Regions from separate parts of the Homo sapiens genome. Here region 1 is linked to region 2. The links are chromatin contacts, found by Hi-C or POLR2A ChIA-PET in ENCODE. All regions are on one chromosome and are shown on one strand. Each heading gives the region's core, a stretch centred on a gene start or an enhancer-like site at or near the end of the contact. The rest is flanking DNA. Distances are from core to core; before and after follow the strand shown. Region 1 has its middle 140 kb from the start of LINC01808. Region 2 has its middle 110 kb from the start of LINC01808.

Region 1 (2,700 bases), core at 181-2,680, 35 kb after region 2:
AAACTACCTCCACTCTCAGCTGCTTGGGTAGATGATAACAGCTACCCTGGCCCAAGGGCTGTGGGGATAGCTGGTAAAGGAAGGGGCTACAGTGGGGCTCAAAAAGGAAATCAAGACACAGCAGAACTGAAAAGAGTAGAGATGCTCCAGTAAGCTGGACAATGTGTCCTTGACTGTGGAGCCAGGAGCTCTGAAATGAATTTGGTTATCTACCTGATAGCAACCTCAGAGGGTAAGGATGTCCTTCGAGTCCCTTAATTCCCTTAGAAACACAATGAAGGCCAGGCTCAGTGGCGCACGCCTGTAATCCCAGCACTTTGGGAGGCCAAGGAGGGTGGATCATCTGAGGTCAGGAGTTCGAGACCAGGCTGGCCAACATGGCGAAACCCCATCTCTATTAAAAATATAAAATTAGCCGGGATGTGGCACGTGCCAGTAATCCCAGCTACTCAAGAGGCTAAGGCAGGACAATCGCTTGAAGCTGGGAAGCGGAGGTTGCAAGGAGCCAAGATCACATCACAGTACTCCAGCCTGGGCAACAGAGTGAGACTCTGTCTCAAAAAAAACAAAACAAGACAAAACAAAACAAAAAACAACCAATAGAGACCTTTAGATTTTGGGTTTCTATGTTCTCAGTTTGAAGGTATTTTCATTTCTTAGTTTTTAAACTTATTGGATGAAATAACTATAGTTTTCTTAACTTTTTATCAAACTATCTTTCTCAGCTTCAGCTAATGTCCACCTTCATTCCAGAATTCCATGATTTGGTGAACAAGACATGTTAATACCATCTATACCCTTCACACCTTCACAGAGACCAGTGACACTCTCTGTTACTCTTTGTTTTTACAATCAGAAGAGCCCCTACCCCCAAGAAAGCACTATAGTTCTAATGTAAATGGAGCTTAGCACAGCATCAGAAAACTGGAGCTCATCAACTCCGCAATATGGTACCTGACTCTGAAGACATCTCCACAAACAGTGCTCCCAGCCTTTTTCTCCTCTTGGTGCACATAGAAAATGATACCTTTTTCATGGCTTTCCAGGGTAAATTGAAGGAGCTGCTCACAGCTGGAGGTAACTAGGCCACAACTCTGGAGAGCCCCAGAACCTGCCCGGCTGCCCCAAGAATTAAGAGGATCAGTATCTCAGACACACCTGTAATCCATTTGTAGCAACTTGGCATGCCCTGGCACCCCGTTGAGAAGCTCTACCCAAAAGGTTGTCGTATTGCCTGAGAGACCAATAGAATGCTTATTCCATTAAATAAGACCTTCTCTTCAGAAAGCCCAAGTCTATTTTTCACCTCCGTGTTAGCTTCCCTGAAATATGTTTCCCATTCACTAGTTAGTGCTTTGTCATGCTCAGCAAGGAGGATGATCTGGTGGCCACAGTAAAGAAAGAATCAGGAGCCATGTGGATTCTAAATTTATGATTCAGCAGCCATGGCTTCTGACTCACTCACATTAGATGACCTGTGGAGAAAACCACTGGACTTTGGACAGGCCCTGATGAGATGAGCTGGAAAATAATATCACAATGGGTTTCTACTGGCAACCAAACACTATGTGAAAGTTGAGACTTCCTGAGCAGATAAATTAAAAGCAAGCTGTACAGGAGCATCATGACAAAAGCCATATGTTGAACTTCAGCAGATGCAGGACAGAAAACCACAGAGCCTATCATGTCACACAGCATCACCTCTTGTACACCTATAAACTGCTGAGCTGTGTCAACAAAGTCACCTGGTCACTGTCCTTTCTGTGTGTCACAAGTATACTAAGTTGTAAAATCTGTGGACTCGGAAGCCAGGTAGGCCTGAGGTAGAATCCCGGCTTGAATACATCTGAGCTATGTAATGTTGGGCATGGCACTCAGCTTCTTGAGGTGTCAGCTGTGTTCTCTATAAAATGGGGATAAATGTGTGCTCATAATTTTCTCCATAAATACCAAAAAAAATTGACAGCAATTCAGCAATGATTTTTTTTTGACATAGTCTCGCTCTGTCACCCAGGCTGAAGTGCAGTGGCACGATCTCGGCTTACTGCAACCTCCGCCTCCCGGGTTCAAGCAATTCTCCCTGCCTCAGCCTCCCGAGTAGCTGGGATTACAGGCACCTGCCACCACATCTGGCTAATTTTTATATTTTTAGTAGAGATGGGGTGGCCGGGCTGGTAATTTTGTATTTTTAGTTTTTGCCATGTTGGCCAGCCTGATCTCAAACCCCTGACCTCAGGTGATCTGCCCACCTTGGCCTCCCAAAGTGCTGGGATTATAGGTATGAGCCACCACGCCTGGCCTCAGCAATGATTCTTGACTTTAGGAAATAACCAAGACAAAAGAAAAATAGGCTACTTCTTTAAAAGAAGTTCAATGGATACACATGAGAGGCTGTCCCTCAGAAGCCAAGAGAAAAACAGGGATGTCCCCCCATCACCAACCATAGTTTCACACAATATCAAAAGTATTAGCAGAAGAAATAATAATAATAAAGGTCTACAAATTGGAGGGGAACAGTTCCACTTTCAAATGAGCATGGAATAGAGGTGCTTTTCTTGTAAAATGTTTCTCACTCCTGCTGGAAGGTTTTCCCTGTGCCTCCTGCTAAAAGTCCTGGGCGGTATACACAGCAAAAACATAAGAAGCCTGAAATGTAGAGAGAAAGATTCAGACTGACTAGGAGCCTCAGGACCCAGGTAA
Region 2 (2,700 bases), core at 45-2,544:
CACAGGCTCTGGAGAGACATGGGGAGAGGAAAAGAACTTGTATTTGAGAGGTTATGCATTATGCAGGCATATCAAGCTGATATTTTGCATGCCAAATGTGTCCTTAAAAATATACTGTCTCTGTGTCATTCAGCATAAAACACTGCTGGCTGTCCTTAACAACAATATAATTTTAAAAGATTGATTTCAGACGCTCCAAAAATTCACGAGCCAAGAAAAACTATCATAGTTGTTCACTTTCTCCCTAATGTTAACTGCCGAAAAGAGCTTCTTTTTAAATATTTTTTTCTTCCTTGAGACTGAAGAGACATAAAAATAAGTCTGGTTTTGTTATTAGTACATGGATAAAATATGTATTGAAGAAAACACATCTTTAATTTTTTAAGAGTCTGTTTTTCATTAGCTTATCTTGATAGTTTAAGTTAATCATTATTTTCAGCCATATATGATTTAGATATTATGTCATTAATTCATGTACAGTCCATCTGAGTAATGATTGTGGTTTTCTACTTTACAAATTCATCTACTTCACCAAGAAACCAAGAGAGTCAAATTCCATGCAACATCTGGTTTCCATTGAATGTAATTGCCATTTGCAGAGTTATAATCATGTGTTATTGTAAGGGCCACAGTGTCAATCACTCTCCTAATGGGGAAAATTCAATGCCTAAATACCTGGGAGAACAAGAAGCTGACTTAAACAGGTGCATTCAGACACTAGGTTTTAAGTAGAATTCTAACCTACCCATTTAAATAAATCATTTTAAGGAGAAACAATATTCTTTCCATCCCCTGTAGCAAGGGAAAGCATAAAATCCAGGACTTCAATCTCCCATGCTCAGTTCCAGTACTATATCATGTTTAATCTTTTTAAAAATGTTCAAATATGCCTATATCATAGTGATTCCTTATGTTCCATACTCTCATGGGAACTCCCAAAGGCCAGGCAGGATTTTTGAAAACTTTCTGGGGGAAGGGACCATCTTCTGATTCTTCCTGCCTTACATCTTCTGATTCTTCCTGTCTTTTTTTCTTACGATGAAAATAAGCCACACTTGATTTAAGAAAATATTAAACCATTCAAACTACTAAAGTCATTATAGCTTTTTCTAGCCCATGGGGTTTTTTGGGGGGATAATCACATAAGAGGTTGAAAAAATCATGAAGCACCGTGGTAGAGAGTGCAATATGTAAGCACTTTATGGCAAAAGTGAACCACATTTCCTTGACCTCATTCTCCATTGTGTTTACAAGCCAAGCCTTGTTTGAACTGGTAAATGTTTGGCCATGCATTCAGGAAACATTTCCTAAGGCAAAAATAACACGCCAGGAATTGCACTGGACATTCAGGATGCAATGATGAATAAGACAATCTAGAGGGTGAGAGAGCACACACGCAGGTAATTACAACATCAGACAAGAAGTAGAAATAAGCCCACATATTATAGCAGCAGAGAAAGGCCATTTTATCCAGCCAGCTTAAGAAGGAGGAGTGAGTCCCAGAAGGCTCCCTGGAGAAGGTGACAGCTGAGCCAAGTTTTAAAGGATGGATAGAAGTGAAAGGCTTTCTATATAAAGGCCTTTAATTTTAGTACCTGCTAAGGAAATGTTTATGCTAGTAAACTTTTTGATTCAATAGAAATACTATGAAAAGGTAATTTACAGTTCTGTTCAATTCATTCCTTCACATAGTTATATAAATGACATTTACTATTCTATTCATTGCACGTATTCTTCTCATCTATGCAAAACTTAGGAAGCATGAGAGAAGTAGCAATTCCCACAAGCAATTTTCATTATCTTTGGCATTATCATTACTGAAATACCATCTTACATTTGAGGAACACTCTGAAATCTGCAAAAGGCTTTTGACAACATTTTATTTTCTTGTCACAGTAAGGTAGGAGGTGCAAGTATTAGATTGGTCCCACTGCAACACAGATGTTAAAAGGTCTTGGTGACAAAAGGGCTAGAATTCAAGTCTATAACCTCCATAACTAAGACTGCTGGGCTTAAAAACATGCAGCCTCTCACCTAGATGAGGAAAGAAGGAAGAACTTAGCATCTGGACCATAGTTGATGCTCACCATGATTGAACAAACGAAAACATTTCCAGCTCTCAATTAGTCATGCAGATGGAGATGACTTTACTCCAGAAAACTTAAACTAAGAGTTAACCTTCAGAACCATTTCTGTTGGTTTATCATGCATTTTGTGATCATATTGGCAGCAGATTTATTCTCACAATTTTCCTTCTTTTTAAGCAACTAGTTGAGGTTTTCCACATCCTCTGAGCGCTTCCAGACTTAAAACTGATGAGATAACCCAAAAATGCCTGAAAGGATGGCAGGATGATGCAGGCTGGAATGAATAAATACTGGTAAATAAACATATGGATAATGCATAAGTAGCAATGTCAAAATAAAATAAAATAACCTCCAAAATAGGAAAGTAAGGACTAAAGAGACCATGTCAGTAAGTAGCATTGGTTCCAGACTCAGGGATCCCACCTTCTAATACTGGCTCATGAATTATTTGTTTAGCCTCTACTAGCCCGTGGTTTTGTCATCTATTCAAGAGGAATCACAGCCTCTCCCCCACCCAGCAAACATACTTGTTGAGCGAATCAATGGAAATGTCTAATAGAAAGCTGTGCAAATTATAAAGCAGTAAGTAAATGCAGGGAAGTTATTACCCCTG

What was found. A loop is a pair of places that touch in the nucleus more often than their neighbours do. ChIA-PET counts read pairs that join two places held with the same protein, here RNA polymerase II (POLR2A).
Region 1: a map of mammary epithelial cell shows a loop between it and region 2 (2.8-fold over the local background). The contact joins two enhancer-like sites. A Hi-C loop is called at or near these places in 2 of 168 maps with a recorded cell type or tissue (breast epithelium and mammary epithelial cell) and 1 of 37 single-sample maps with no recorded cell type. POLR2A ChIA-PET finds 5 or more read pairs at or near these places in 2 of 52 experiments (BJ and Caco-2).

Annotation. Positions count from the first base shown.
Region 1 is chr2:19,610,546-19,613,245 of GRCh38, forward strand. No RefSeq gene overlaps it. Among named protein-coding and RNA genes, the nearest start is that of LINC01808, 140 kb to the left of the region's middle. Within about 2 kb of position 1,431, at least 4 of the 41 ENCODE cell types and tissues checked have a DNase peak (open chromatin) inside an H3K27ac peak, as active enhancers do; they include mammary epithelial cell, where a contact is called at or near this core.
Region 2 is chr2:19,575,282-19,577,981 of GRCh38, forward strand. No RefSeq gene overlaps it. Among named protein-coding and RNA genes, the nearest start is that of LINC01808, 110 kb to the left of the region's middle. RefSeq lists an enhancer at 1-1,176. Within about 2 kb of position 1,295, at least 3 of the 41 ENCODE cell types and tissues checked have a DNase peak (open chromatin) inside an H3K27ac peak, as active enhancers do; they include mammary epithelial cell, where a contact is called at or near this core.